3 separate regions of the Mus musculus genome follow, and all the other regions are linked to region 2. A link is a loop called in an ENCODE intact Hi-C map of the cell type or tissue named here. Cell type or tissue: left cerebral cortex. All regions are shown on one strand.

What was found. Hi-C counts contacts between places; a loop is a spot of excess contacts. Peaks named below come from ENCODE experiments on the same cell type or tissue, not always from the same donor. Only the 100,000 strongest peaks of a DNase experiment are listed, where the experiment ranks them.
Region 1: it touches region 2 in a loop (8-fold over the local background); 9 of 42 quality-filtered maps call a loop at or near these places.
Region 3: a loop joins it to region 2, with 1.8 times the contacts of the local background. A loop is called at or near these places in 6 of 42 quality-filtered maps.

What each region holds. Positions count from the first base shown.
Region 1 is chr15:38,516,050-38,521,049 of GRCm38, reverse strand. It overlaps Azin1 (antizyme inhibitor 1), which reads left to right and starts at 1,784. Exons shown (of 12, transcript NM_018745.5): 1 at 1,784-2,141. In left cerebral cortex, CTCF peaks have their summits at 1,501 and 2,669; DNase peaks (open chromatin) are centred at 1,632 and 2,705; H3K4me3 peaks cover 2,954 bases; H3K27ac peaks cover 2,509 bases.
Region 2 is chr15:38,583,595-38,588,594 of GRCm38, reverse strand. It overlaps 2310043O21Rik (RIKEN cDNA 2310043O21 gene), which reads left to right. Exons shown (of 3, transcript NR_045757.1): 2 at 1,281-1,567. The region is part of intron 2 of Gm41309 (a long non-coding RNA gene); the gene reads left to right. Among named protein-coding and RNA genes, the nearest start is that of 2310043O21Rik, 8.8 kb to the left of the region's middle. In left cerebral cortex, no CTCF peak of the experiment used is centred here; a DNase peak (open chromatin) is centred at 2,774; H3K27ac peaks cover 502 bases.
Region 3 is chr15:38,532,951-38,537,950 of GRCm38, reverse strand. No RefSeq gene overlaps it. Among named protein-coding and RNA genes, the nearest start is that of Azin1, 16 kb to the right of the region's middle. In left cerebral cortex, no CTCF peak of the experiment used is centred here; a DNase peak (open chromatin) is centred at 2,372.

The sequences.
Region 1 (5,000 bases), 68 kb after region 2:
AGTTCCCAACTTGTAATACTCTCTACCTCTGAAACATTCTGGCCTTACCAAATCTGCAAGAGCTCTTCCTTTCTTTCTGCCTTGGTGATTTATTAATTACTGTACCGATTACAAGATAAATGGAGTGAAAGAATGTGAAGGAGAGAGGGTTCAGGGTCTTACTTTAAAAGATCTTACGTTGAAGGGGCATCATAAATAGGGTAATACACGACTGTAATCTCAATCCCCTTAAATTGAGGCAGGAGACTTGCTATTTGGAGGTCAGTTTCAGCTACAGAGAAGTGCCCTGTCTGCCTGTCCCTCCCCTTCATTGTGCTGAGTCTGGAGTTGCAAAGATTTAGCAGGCTAGGACTGACTGCTAGTGATAAAATGGCCTTTGGTTTTTCCTTTTTCCAGACAGGGTTTCACTACGTGTAGCTCAAGCTGTCTAGAAACCAGGCTAACTTTGAACTCAAGAGATCCATCAGCTTCTGCCTTCTTATGCTGGGATTAAAGGCATGCACCACCTCATCCAGCTAGAAAAAGGATTTTAAATATAAGGGGAGGGGGGAGGCTACATCCGTCATTTTACTTTAGTAATAAAAGTTTATTAAATAATAGAGAATAGAGAAAAAACGGCCGGGCAGTAGTGGCGCACGCCTTTAATCCCAGCACTTGGGAGGCAGAGGCAGGCAGATTTCTGAGTTCGAGGCCAGTCTGGTCTACAGAGTGAGTTCCAGGACAGCCAGGGCTATACAGAGAAACCCTGTCTCGAAAAACTGAAGAAAAACAAAACAAAACAAACAAGATTAGAGAGAAACCCTGGTGTGGTGGCACGTGCCTTTAGCAGGAGCACCTAGGAGCACCTATATACCAGGCAGAGTTCAAGGCTAGCCTGGTATATAGAGGGAGTTCCAGGACAGCTTGGGTTGCACAGAGAAAGCCTTTCTGGAGAAACAAAACAAAAGAATAAAAAAAAAGAATGACTTCAAACGAGAAATGCAGAGGATTAAAGAGATGTGCCTTTAAGTCATGTAACTTCAGCAACACTGGCCCCGCTTTAATAGGGCTGGGTCTGACTGCATCAACCCTTTTTGAAAATGAAGACAAAGAAAGAAAAGCCACATTTAAAAAAAAAATCTACTGCACCATATTGCAACATGCGAACACGGAGGAACATTCTGGTACGATCAAAGCCTCAGTAACCACACCGGACTGGTTCTTGCTGGCCACGGGGAACTCATTTTCATAACGGAGCTCCGCAACCCATGGAGAGGCGGGAACCTCTCCCTCGGAATACAGTCCCCGGGCATAGTATACAGTTGTTACATAAACTAGTGCACCGAGAAAGCCCCGTGATGGCGCACACCCTCCTCTCCTAAAATACTGGAGTCGGTAAGCCGAGGACCCAGGACGGTCCCGAAGGCTGCCGTCAGCATGGACTAGCTGCCGGCTCACAAAGCGGATCGTTGGCTGCTAGCGTGGCGCGCAGGCGCCGCAAGGGCGAGGGCGCGATCCGCGATCCGCTGGGCCGCGCGCCCTCTGCCCCGCCTACGAAACTAGCAGCCCGCTGGGGAGCGGCTGCAGCGCGAGGGCGGGAAGCGAGCGCCGGGCCAGCACCTGCCAGGCCCGGTGGTCCCGCCCTTCGGCCCCCTAACTGCACAAGGCTGTCCTTCCCCTTCCGCCCCTCCCACATTCCCCGGCGGCACAGGCCCCACCCCCGTCGTGCGGCCGACCGGCCGTCTGTGACGTCAGCAGCCCCCGCCCCCCTGAGTATAAATACTGGCGTCTCTGGCACCGCCTTCCCACACTCTCTGGCTCAACTCTCGCCGCGGTGTTTCCGTTTTTCTCTCTGGTTGTCTCCTGCTCTGCTCTTCTCATCCTTCTCGCTCTGCTGCTCTGCGGAGTGACGAGGCTGAATCCTCTCCCCACCCAGTTCGCGCCTTTCTTCTTTTTCTCGCGCCGCTCCATTTCTCCAGTTCGGCTGCCGCCGCCACTGCTGCTCAGCTGGTGTCGGTGCCGCGCGTTTCCCCCACGTCGTCCCCGCAGCCTATGGCCCAGGCCGCCTTGGGTATTTCTGCTCAAGGTAACCACATCCCTCTTTAAAAATTCCGCCGAAAAAGAGAAGACGCTTTACCCGACTCTTTGGGCCGTTATCTCACGTGAGTACCGGACTTAGGGGCGCGGGAGGGTCCGGCGCCTGGGCTGGGCCACGCCGCCCTCGGTGTCCCCGCAGTGCCCCGCAGCCGGCGGCCTCGAACATGGCGGCCGGCGGCGTGTGTGGCGGCTGCCGGTGGCCCGGGCGGCGGCCGGCGCCTCGCGACCCAGGGCGGCAGCCGACAGCCGCGGTTGAGCGAGGGGGCGTGTGCGCGTGGGGCCGCGCTCGGGGGCAGGCTGGCGGTGGTCGCTGTTCCCTCTCGGCGGCATGCGGCCCCCACCCCACTCCCGTGGTGCATTGCTGTTTCCGGGGAGGGGGTCCGGCGGCAGCCTGGAGGGCTGGGGGTCCCATCGCCCTCTCCCTGTCTCAGTGCCTGCAGGGGGTTGTGGTGCGGAGTGGACGGGCTGCGGCGGCCGGGGCTCCGGGTTATGAATGGAGCGGGGCGGGCCTCGAGCCGGCATCTGGTGACAGCTGGGAGGAGGCTGGATTCTTGCGGGCGGGAGAGGGGGTGCGGAGTGCGCGCTCCCCCTCTGGCGGTGGAAAGTTGACCTCACTCGGGGCCGGCGGCGGGGAAGCCCCGGTGTCAAGTAGCAAGCGAATAGGCCTTTGGCCCTTTCTGGAAACCTCGGCGCTGCTGACCCGCCCCTGCGGCTCTCCTGATTGGGCCAAGTCGCTTTCACTTACCCCAGTCACCTCCTGAAGCCTGGAGATTAGTCACCATGGCTTCGTTTTCTGGTCCTAGCTGTGATCGCGGGGCAGAAAGAGGGCGAAGGGTAGGTTGATGCGGCTTATCAAGGACTCTGTTGGCTGCCAGCGGTTAGTAGTGTTTAAACGTTTTATGGTATTAAGTATCATGAACGTGTGTTACTGGCTGAACGAAGCAAGCAGTTTACACTGTTTACAGCCTCAGGATGTTTGAACAGATTGAACTCAGTTTTGTGGTGGATATCTTAGGTTGTTCTTGTCCTGTGGTGTTTTACCATTAATATATGCACAGCCTGGGTGAGAGCTGATTAACTTCCTCAGGAAAGGACTATGAGAACTAGGCCCGACAGGAAAGCAAGCTTGGTACCAATAAGCCCCGAGGAATTCACAGGTAATAAGTAGGAAAGGGTGTTTACATAAAACTGTAGGTTATAAAGATAAATGAGTAATCAATTTATTTCTCTAATGTTTTAGTATGATTCCCAACAATGAACTCAGAGTGGTACCTTCAATTTAGATTCCGCAGCTAACATTTTACTCTACTTACCTTCCAGCCATCTTACTAATTCTGCATTACGGACATCAAAATGCTTCATAGCTCTAACTTGAGTATTTCCATACATTAAATACAGTCCCATTCTCTAATTTTTAGAAATTGGCAGTAAAATTCTCATTATTTATTTGTACTGTTTGATTAGATTTTGTTGTTTGTTTGAGACAGGACCTCACTTTGTAGCCCAGACTTGAGTCTGATTTTCCTTCCTCATCAGCCTGGTGCTAGGACTCCAGGCTCAGGACAAGTTTGGCTTGTATTTAGTACGTTTTAGCAAAGTGATGCCAGGTGTTGTTACACCTGTAATCCCAGGAAGTTCTTGAAGCTAGCTATGGTCACATAAAGCAAAATCCTGTGTGCAAAGAGAGGAGAAAGAACTTTATAATCTACATCTAGGTCAAGACAGAACATTAACATCCTCATCTAGCCCTCCTGACAGGTCACAGCAGTTCTTGTGAGGCCCATCTAGCCTTCCTTTTTTTTTTTTTTTTTAAATCAAGGGACTTAAATGGAATCAATTGATATGCATGCTTTTGTGCAAAAGGCTTTTATTTAGCATATTTTATATGTTAATAAATTGTTTCTGGTAGTCCATTGTGTGTATATGTATATGCCTGATTTTAAAAAACTTTGCCGGGCAGTTGTGCATTCCTTTAATCCCAGCACTTGGGGCAAGGCAGATCTATGAGTTTGAGAACAGCCAGGGCTGTACAGAGAAATCCTGTCTAAAAAAAACAAACAAACAAAAAAAAAACAATTTTTTTTTGGAAAATCTGCAAAGATAGCAGAAACATTTGTAAAGATATTTCGAAGAGGAAAACAATTTTGAGGAGTGTCAAGGTGGAGCTAGATTTGTGGTTGGTCAAGTGATTGCCTAGAATCTCCAGCCCTGGGTTTGATTTCCAGCACCCTATAAACCAGGTGAGAAGCACTTCTGAGATCCTAATCCTCACATTGATTGTAATCCCAGCATTTGGGAAATGGAGGCAGGATTTCACCTCTTTGGCCCCAGAAGTGTTTAGGGCCAGCCAGCCTAAGGCTGCATGACCTTTCTGCCCATCTCCACCTCCCTCCCAATTTACACAGGTCATTCTAAAGGAGAGTAATTTTTCTTTCCTCTTTCTTCTTTTCTTTTTTTCTTTTTCTTTTTCGCTTATTCTAGACAGTTTCAAAATTGCACAACTATCCTGTAACTCACTCTGTAGTTCCAGCCTGGAACTCAAAGATCTGACTGCCTCTGCCTTTCAAGTGCTGGGATTCAAAGTGTGAGCCACCATTGCTTGGCTAGGAATTTGTTTTTCAGTATTGCCTTTCATCCACATTTCACGTACCCCTTCCTTTATACTATCTCCTCCAGATAAATATTTGCATTTATCCTGTATGTAAATGTCCATCTTACACTGTGCACCACTTTTTGTATCTATTAAATTATCTTTAAAATCAGGGAGCCTTCATTTCCTAGTAGTATCTGTGTTAAATGAAAAGGTTTAGATATTACTGAAGAACATTAGTTGGTGTCTTAAAGTTTAATGCCCTCAGTGTTTCACAGAATTGATCTTGGATTGCCATAAGCAGCAAATAATAGCTGTGAATAAAACAGGGGGA
Region 2 (5,000 bases):
TAGGAGCTGGGATGGTGTCCATACATGGTCAAAAGCTGAGCCCCTGGGCAGGCACTCTTGGGAGGGTTGCTGGAAACGGAGATGAGGAGTGATGACCTGTTAGCCTGGAGTTCTCTCTGTGAGGGTGGGGTTTCCTGGCTTGTGCAGGGATGAGCACCGGTCAGCCCAAGCATGGTAAACATGGCTCTAGCAGACCTCGCCCTTCTCTCCAATTCCCTTTACCTTCCTAAAAACTGCTAGATTACATTCCTAAAGCTAGCCGCCAAGGTCTTTTCCCTTATTTGGCCAATGCCTCCTCCTGAGGCTGACTACCAAGGTCCAGCTATCAAAGTATTGAAGTTCAGCAATCAAAAGCCCCCTTTGGGTCACCTAATTAGCATGCCTAATTAAAATTAAACACCTCATCCTAACACAAGGTTCCCCTTGCACCTTTATGAACTGCCGTTCTCCCATGTGCCACATCTGTCTCCTCTCTATCCAGAGGCAGTCCTTCATTGCCCCCCAGGACAAATACCCCTCCCCTTCTCCCCCCATCCTTTACCTCCCGTCTTTGTCTCTTATTCCTTGTCCTCTGTTCCTCTGGAGCAAATATACCAGCACACATCCTAGCCCATCCTAACAAAGACTTCCCCCTCTTCTCCCCCCCTCCCCCCTTCCTTTTCTTCCTTCTGTATTTGAAGGCAGGGTTTCTGTGTTTTAACTCTTGTCCCAGAACTCACTTTCTAGACCAGGCTAGGCTGGTCTTGAACTCTCAGAGATCTGCCTGTTTCTCCCTCCTGAGTGATAGGATTAAAGGTGTGCACAACCACTGCCTGGCTCCTTTTTCCTTCTTAAGAATTACACCTGCCAGGCCATTTGCTTATGGTTTTCTGCCTGAGTCAGGAAGAACCTACTTCAGCTTTTCTTCCATGTTTTATAAAGGATCTCTCTGTGAAAACAGGTGTTTGGGTGTGGGTTGTGACTAACCCCAGGTTTGAAATGGAGCCTGTCTCCCTTGGTGCTAACATGGAAGGGGGCAATTTTATGAGACCTCACCCCTAAACAGAGAACTACAGGCAACTAAGGAATTCTGGGAGAAAGAGAGAGATGATCCCCCTAACTGGCTATCCAGTACCCACTGGCCAGTCCTGAAATAATACACATACAAGCAATACTAAGGGGACTGACCATCTAATTTCAAAAATTGGGGGAAGAAATAAGGAAGAAAATGTGAGTGGTATTATCGTAGCTTTGTGGTCATTATGCTGGTGAGCTGCATTTTCTCACATGGAACTTTCCAGAAGCCTGTTCTTGGACAGCTGGAGGAAGCTGGAAAGGCCCAGGAATGGATCCCAACCTAACTGGGTTCCTCCGTCAATGAGTCCATCTGGTTTGGAATAAACCCAGACGCAGAGTTTAAACAGCAGGGCTTCCCGGTGGGCTGCAGTAAAGGCTGGACTGCACTTGAAACCCACCTCACTCTTTTCCACATTCTGGACCCGCACCTACGAGTTGCCCTTTGGAAGTATTGCCTCGATATGGTTTCCTTGTCTCCTCATCTCAAGATCGTTCCCTGGAGACCCAGAGTGTAAGTAAATAAACAACAAGGAGTTGTGCTCAATCCCTAAAGAAAGGAGCATTGTGATAGAGAATAATGTCGTAGGAAGCTACTCCAGGCTGGGAGGGCAGGCAAGGCGATCTAAGGAGGGGCTGCAGTCAAGAAGGTCCCAGAAAAGGCAGGGGAAGGGAAATCTAAGGCAGAAGGAATGCAACGGGCACAGCGGAGCTGCTCCACTGCTCGGTATCAGTGTTCTAGGGCCGGGACAAAGGCACTTGAGGGTGCGCGACAGGTGCTGATGGCACATGGAAGTTAAGAGATGCTCAGGCAGAGACTTGCAAGCTGTGCTAATGATTTTGGAGCTCACCGCAAGTGACTAGAATACTGCGGGTCTTCAGCTGAGGTGTGATGTGAGATTTAATAAGTAGTTGCTCTGCCCAGTTCATGCAGGGTATGTGTGACAGGAGCCACAGCAAGAGTCACCCGAGCAGCACAGTAGCCAAGGAAGAGGCAGAGGAGGTGATGCCTGGTGATGCCCACGGAAGCGGAAGTGAGGGAGAAAGGTGTATTCTGGGAGGATGGCTGGGGTTCCATGCATATTAGCCAGGGGCAGCTAAGAATGATGCGTTAGGTTTTTAGTTTGAGATAGGTTGCCTGGGAAGGAGCCTTGATTTGGAGACTTAAGAGCCTATGTTCAATCTAATTCTCTCCAAACAGTGGAAACTGAGGCTCGGGGAAGCTGAATAGTGGGCTCCAATTTATCACTAGTACACGCAGTGCTAGAAAATTGAAAACCAGCTGTAAATACTGATCTAAACCAGTACTTAACACACTGGGCTTTAATACTTAAAGGCTCTTAACCCTGTAAGTCTTGGTGACCTCAGGCTGGCGATTTTCCTGTCTCCGCCTCCCAAGTGCTGGTAGTAATCCAGATACCAGCCACCAGCCACCATGTCTGGCTTTAAGTGTGACTCGGAAGTTACTTAATTCACACCAACATGGGCTGCAGAGCACCTAACAGCCTCATCCCACTGTGACAGCACAGCAATGCCTCTTCAAAGCTGTGGGGAGCTACGTGGAGAACCAGGGCCCTACGGGGAGATCCAGGGCCCCGCAGCAGGAACCCCAGCCTCCTCTTTTCCTATGTTCCCCTTCAGTGCTAGCTTGCCAGGCCCCTCCCAATTGCGCAGCCCTCACTCCAGCCAGGATCTCTTTGTGCCTTTTGCTGAACACAGCAAGCTCATTCATGTCTTTGTCAAAGGCACAGGCTGTTCCCAGTCTGGGGGACAGAGAGTGGGGTTCCTCAGCACCCATTGCCTTCTGGCAACATCTAGTCTGCCTTCAGTACTCAGCTCTAAAATTAGTTTCCTTGTGACATCTCCCCTCTCTGGGAAGTGTTACTCACCTCTTTGTATTCCTCATGCTCTGTTGAGACATGTGCTATGGACTTAGGTAGCCCCATCTTGCAATCAAGGAAAGTGTGAGCCTCTATACAAGCATGCTGTAGGAAGGGGCATAGGGCTGACAGGCTGGGCTCCATGGCCCTACTAAAGCTGGGTGGTGACAACGGCTGATGCATCGATTACAGGTGGTGTCCGGTACATGAAGGGCCAGGTCAAGGCCACCTGGGTCGTTTTAATTTAATTCTGAAACTTCTCCTTAGTGAGGGTCTTAATGTGTCTTTTCTTTGGAACTTTAAAGAAAGATCATGGCAGGGAGTGAGTGATGTTACTTGCCTACCCCACCCCAAACCCCACTTTTATTTTTTCAAAACAATGTTTCTCTGTGTAGCCCTGGCTGTCTTGGAACTCACTCTGTAGACCAGGCGGACATTGAACTTACAGGGATCCGATTGCCTCTGCCTCCCAAGTGCTGGGATAAAAGGCCTGCACCTCTGCCACCTGGCTTCACACCCTTTTTTAAGATTTATTTATTTATTGTAAGTACACTATAGCTTTCCTCAGACACTCCAGAAGAGGGAGTCAGATCTCGTTATGGATGGTTGTGAGCCACCATGTGGTTGCTGGGATTTGAACTCCTGACCTTCGGAAGAGCAGTCGGGTGCTCTTACCCACTGAGCCATCTCACCAGCCCCCCTTTTTATTTTTTTAAAGAAAAAAAAGTCTCACTGTGTAGCCCTGGCTGGTCTGGAACTCATATTAGACCAGGCTGGTCTCAGTCTCACAACAGAGATTTGCCTGCCTCTGACTCCCCAGTGCTGGGATTAAAGGCATGTGCAACCACGCCCCAACTTTGTCTGCTCTTTTAAAAGATGCTCCTTTGTGTAGCTCTTTAGCAAAGCATCTTACATTAGTGCGGCTGCACAGGCCCTGTGCAAAGCATATGAAAAAAAAAAATCTCCTGCATTTGTCGCCAGAGTCTCGTAGAAACTGGTACCGTAGCAGCTCCTGTTTACACAGCACTTCACAACTCACAGGCTACCAAACTGCTTCTTGTTTGTTTTGTGGTTTGTTTTAACACAAGCTTTTATGTATTACAGGCTACGTGTTCCATACATAGCTAAGGCTAACTTAACTCCTTCTCCTGTCCCAGCTCTTTACTGCTGGAGTTATAGGCATCATGCCCAGTTTGCAAATTCTATTTTTTTTTATTTTTAATTTTCAATGCTTATTTTTATTTGATGTGCAATGATATTTGCCTGCATATGTGTCTGTGTGAGGGTACTGGATCCCCTGGAACTGGAGTTCAGGCAGATGTGAGCTGCCATGTGGGAACTGAACCCTGGTCCTTTGGAAGAGCAGCTAGTGCTCTTAACCACTGAGCCATCTCTTCAACCCCAAGTTGGTGAATGTAATTTTCACACAATAGAGAATGATGAAGTAGCTCCCTGACTAAAGGTGCCTGTTGCCAAACCTAATAACCTGAGGCCTATTCTTGGACAGATGGAGAGGACTGACTCCGATGAGTTAACCTGTGACACACACACACACACACACACACACACACACACACTCATACACACAATCATGAGTATACACACAAACATGAACACACACAGTAAATACATGTTAAAACAAAAATTTCCCACAAAAATCAAGGCAGTTCTACTATAAACCTATACTATAGAGAAGGAAACTGAGGCTGAGGGAGGTAAGATGACTTCCAGGTAGCAGAGCCAAGACTAGCAGCCAGGTACCAGGAACACTCACCTGCTGCTGACAGTTGCTCCGGGAAAAGCAGCTTTGTTTGCAGACTTCTACTCCTCTAGATGCTTGAGAAAGTTCTAGTTGCTTGACCTTCAGCACTCAGGAAGAACTTCTTGAGTATGGTTTGTGTCCTGGCCAAAAAAAGTATTATTATAGGGACTTGCAATTACAGGGCAGTTTGGAGCATGCCCTGACCCAACCAGGAAGGGTTTTGTCCTCAGATGATAAGTAACCTTCGTCTATAAAGGAGAGACAATTCCAAAGAAAATAAACACGCACAGCACATTGACCTGTGT
Region 3 (5,000 bases), 51 kb after region 2:
TGCTCTAGATCAGAGGACAACTTTTGGGAGTAGCTTCTTTCCTTTTACTATTGAGTCTAGAGTGTGTGTGTGTGTGTGTGTGTGTGTATGTGTGTGTGTGTGTGTGTGTGTTAAAGTAAAACAAAACAAAACTTGGGAGACACTTTTACTTAAAATTCTAGGGACTCGGTCTGGAAAACAAATACACAGATGGAACATTTTACTTATGAAATCAAAACGAGAAACATAACCAAGAGACACTAAGAAAACAGGCACGCACACTCGAGTGAATACAGGAGGTCAGAAAGTTACCATTTCCTCTCCACTCTGCTTTTAGTTTCTTCACTAAGACCAAAAATCAAATTATGCACCAAGTTTAACAAGCTCTGTACAAGATACAGAGAATTCAGGCAGGGAGGAAGAATAAAGGCTTAGCCTCACAAATGGATGGTTCAAAATTTCCAGCACATGTTACCTCTAGATTGTAATCGACAGCGATACACATCCTTTGGGGAGGGTTTTGAGACAAGAGGCCCCCTGGCTTCGTGTTTCTTCCTCTTTCATTTGAAGCACCATGGAACCAAGAAGGAAGACATTGTGCTTTTTGTCCTGTTATGATGAGTATTTAAGAGGTCTGAGTTTATCCTTGAGTTTGAGTCCTCAAGGTTTTAAAATCTTTCTTGGCAGAGAAGTCCCTCATCTGTCCAAGATAGGGAGCATCCATACTCGAATTTTTAGAGCAGACCTGGCTTCAAAAGTTCCATCACTTTGGCCAGTGTAACAGTCTGGTTTGGTAATCCCTGAGGGTAAGCCAGGCCTGAACTCCAGGTGTGCTGATCTCTTCGTGACCTCAGAAAGAGATTCTTCCTCTGTATCAGGATCCTTTTCAACAGCTATATGTACTAAGTCCCTTTTAAGAGATACCGGAATTGAGTGTTCCTTGTGTGAACCATGAGCTGGATCTATAGCATGTATTTCTAGTCCTGCTGGCAATTCTATAGTATACCCATTACTGTTGAGTAGTTCATTGAATAGTTAAATAACTAGGCTCAGAAAACATCATTCAGCAAGACAGTAGTTAAACTAGATTAGAAAACATATATGTAAAAAAGCACACTTCTGTTCTATGTGTCCCAGAGGCCTAGGTGTGCCAAAAATACAAGTTGTGCTTTCACTTAAAAACATTTTTATTTTATGAACATGAATGTTTTGCCTGTGTGTATATAAGTATTCCACATGCATGTCTGGTGCTTTTGGGTGGGGGGGTGTTGGATTCCTGGAACTGGCATTATAGGCAGTTATGAGGCAACATGTGGGTGTTGGGAACTAAATCCAGGGCCTCTAGAGAGCAGCCAGTGCTCTTAACAGCTGAAGCATTCTCCAGTCCCTCAATAGGTGTTTTTTGAAGGAAATACTACAGGCAAAGGCTTATACTTGGTGTGGAGCCACACACCTGTAATCCTGCCACTTGAGAGATTGAGGCAGAAGAATCAGGAGTTCAAGACCAGCGTTGGCTACATAGCAAATTTTAGGGCAGCCTGGGCTATGTGAGATCCTGTCAGGAAGAAAAGTAAATAAATAAATGAAGAGAGGGGAGGGAAGGAAAAGGAGAGATGGAGAGGAATGGAGGAGGGGAGAGGAAGGGGAGATAAGGAGTGGAAAGGAAAGAGGAAGTAAGAGACAGGGAGGGAGGGCAGGGCAGGGGCAGGAAGGGGAGGAGAAGGTAAGGGAATCAAAGCACAGCAGAGGCCTGGGGGTAAGGATAGTAACCAAAACCAAAGTTGTCACTTCGCTATAACGTCAGCACTTAGGAAGGCCCAGGCAAAAGGATGGAAGCTCAAGACCAGTCTAAATAACGAGACTCTGTATTAAAACTGACTGACTGAATGAATGAATGAATGAATGAATGAACAAAGAAACAGCTAAAAGAAAGAAACATAAGATAACACCACTACGATCGCTATAGTTGGCTGAGCATTTGAGTTGTGCGCAGTAAGCTGGTAATGGCTTACATACGGTGCATATATAGGATTTGACACCACATGACAGCAGACAGGTCAAGTGTTCCTATTAGCATTATCTATCAGTGGATTATCTATGGTTGCTATAGTAATGTTGCTTAATTAAGGACATCTCTTCCAAGCCTCATACCCTCCCTCCTTACTGAACATGCAAACTGGGGGTGGGGGGGGTGGGGGGCCCCCTCAGCAGCAAACCAGCTCCCCACCTGGCTTCTCCTGGGACTCTTTCCCCACAGGTACCCCCTGTTGTTAATCTCTGAGTTATGTAAAGAGCCCCTACTGTGCTTCTTGATGGGAAGGAGGGGGTGGTGTTCTCCGGCTCTTAGTTTGCATAATATTCTCTTCTCTGTCAGAGTTGAGAAAGAAGCTTGTGGTCTGGTGACAGCGGCAGATGGGAGGAGCCATGACTCATCAGTGCTCTGCAGGAATAGAGCAGGGTAGCCCTGGGAGGCTGTAAAGACCCCATCTTCCCCCACCTCTGGCCAGGCCTTGAGAGAGCTTCTTGTAGGAGGAAGGAGGAGAATAGACCTTAGTCAAGCTGTGCTCCGGAGGCTGAGGTCATACCTTAGCACTAATCTCGGGGTGGGGCGGGGTTAGCTAGGCTAGCATAGTAAAACTTTGTATTGCTAGACTCCAACTTTGGGGCTGGGGAGATAATGCAGTTGTTGCCATGCGAACATGAAAGGCTGAATTCTATCCATGAACCCGTGTTAGATAGATAGATAGATAGATAGATAGATAGATAGATAGATAGATAGATAGATAGATAGATAGATAGAAAGAAAGATAGATAGATAGATAGATAGATAGATAGATAGATAGATAGATAGATAGATAGATAGACGGACAGACAGATCGATCATCCAGGTTGTGGGCAAGAGAGATGGCTCCGTGGCTAGGAGCACTTGCTGCACGTCCAGGACCCACGGCAGGCAGCTCACAGCTGTAAATCCAGCTCTAGAAACACCCTGTGCTGGCTTCTCCAGATATCTGTACTCAGGTACACATACTCCTATGCATAATTAAAATAAATTTTTAAAAATCCAGGCATGGCAATCCAAACCTAGAATTCCAGTGTAAGGGAGGTAGAGACAGGTTGCTATCTAGGGCTAGGCAGATTTGCAGCCAGTTTAACCTAACATTGAGTTCCAGGTCAATAAGGAAACAAGCAGAACAAAATAAACTCCAACTTTACATTTAAAAGTAAAAACCAGCCGGGCGTGGTGGCGCACGCCTTTAATCCCAGCACTCCGGAGGCAGAAGCAGGTGGATTTCTGAGTTCGAGGCCAGCCTGGTCTACAAAGTGAGTTCCAGGACAACCAGGGCTACACAGAGAAACCCTATCTCAAAAAAAAAAAAAAAAAAAAAAATCAGTTTGAGGCCAGCACAAGCTACAAAGTCAAGCATAAGCTCTCCAGGGTTTTGTATTTTGTTTTGCTTTGTTGTTTGTAGACCAGGTTAGTCTCTTTTTATAATTTATCATTTTTATTTTATATCCATTGGTGTTTTGCCTGAATGTATGTCTGTGTGAGGGTGTCAGAAGCCCTGAAACTGGAGTTACAGACAGGTATGAGCTGCTATGTGGGTGCTTGGAGATGAGCCTGGATTGTCTAGAAGATCAGCCAGTGCCCATAACTGTAACCAGATATATACTACCTGGCTTCTTTGTTCCCCGAAATAACCACTCTGAGACTGGATTATTATGAATAAATGCTTAGGCCAATAGCTTTGGCACATTTCTGCTAGCTCATAACTCAATTGTCCTGTGTGAACTAGCCTAAGCCAAGCCATACAGCTAGTTACCTGTCCTTCAGTTTCATGTGATTGTCTCCACTAGAGTTCTGGGGCAATTCTCCTGTGTATCTGACTCTATCCCAGAAATCCTCCTTACCAGAACTTCTACCTTCTTATTTCTTGCCTAAACTCATAGGCCAACAGCCTTTTATTGACAAGTAAAGCTTCTACACATTGCACAAAAGATTTCCTCTACATTTAACCACTGAACCATCTCCCCAGTCCCTGAAGTTTTGCTCTTAAGACAGGGACACACACATACACACACACACACACACACACACACACACACACACATACACACACACACACACACACACACACATACACACACACACACATACACATACACAGAGAGAGAGACTTGAACTCCTTACACCTCATGGGGGATTACAGGCATGCACCACCATACCACAGCTTCCATTTTTGTTCTTAACCAAGGTTGCTTTGGCTGTTCTAGGTCTCTTGAGATTTTGTATGGATTTTAGTACATTCTGCCAAACAAACCGAACAACCGTGATTTTGGGGGAGGCTGCAGGCAGGGGGAGCAGCGTTGAGTTCTAACCCTTACTTAGTACAGAAGAGCTTAGGGTAGCTGGAGCCCCAATGTAAGGTATGAAGATGGTGAGTGCCCCAAAGGAATCCACAGGGACACTGATGGGAAGAATTCATATCCAGGCATGGTGGCGCACGCCTTTAATCCCAGCACTCAGGACGCAGAGGCAGGAGGATCTCTGAGTTCAAGGCCAGTCTGGTGTACAGAGTGAGTTCCAGGACAGCCAAGGATACACAGAGAAACCCTGTCTCAAAAATCAAAACAAAACAAAGTCCAAGAGGAAGAACACACATTGACCTGCATATGGTGGTCCTGCCTGGAATGGTGAGGGACAGAATTACTGAGGACTTCAGTGACGTGCCTTTTAAGGATAACAGATACAAAAGATTGCTGGTGTTTAGCTGTAACTTAGAGACTAACTCTGAAGAAGAGATTTAATATTAACCGTGTGCGCTGCCCTCTCTCTTATACTCTTGATAGTAAGACACCAGCTGATCAGGCATGGACAGATTGGGGTGGAAAGCTGAACAGGCCTGGCCGTTGGCTTAACCGTTTATGATGGAGCCTGGACAAGGCCACCCCCGACTCCCATTTCCAAAGCACAGGGGAAACACTGAAGCGATTCCTTTTCCCTGGTTTCCTTCAAGACG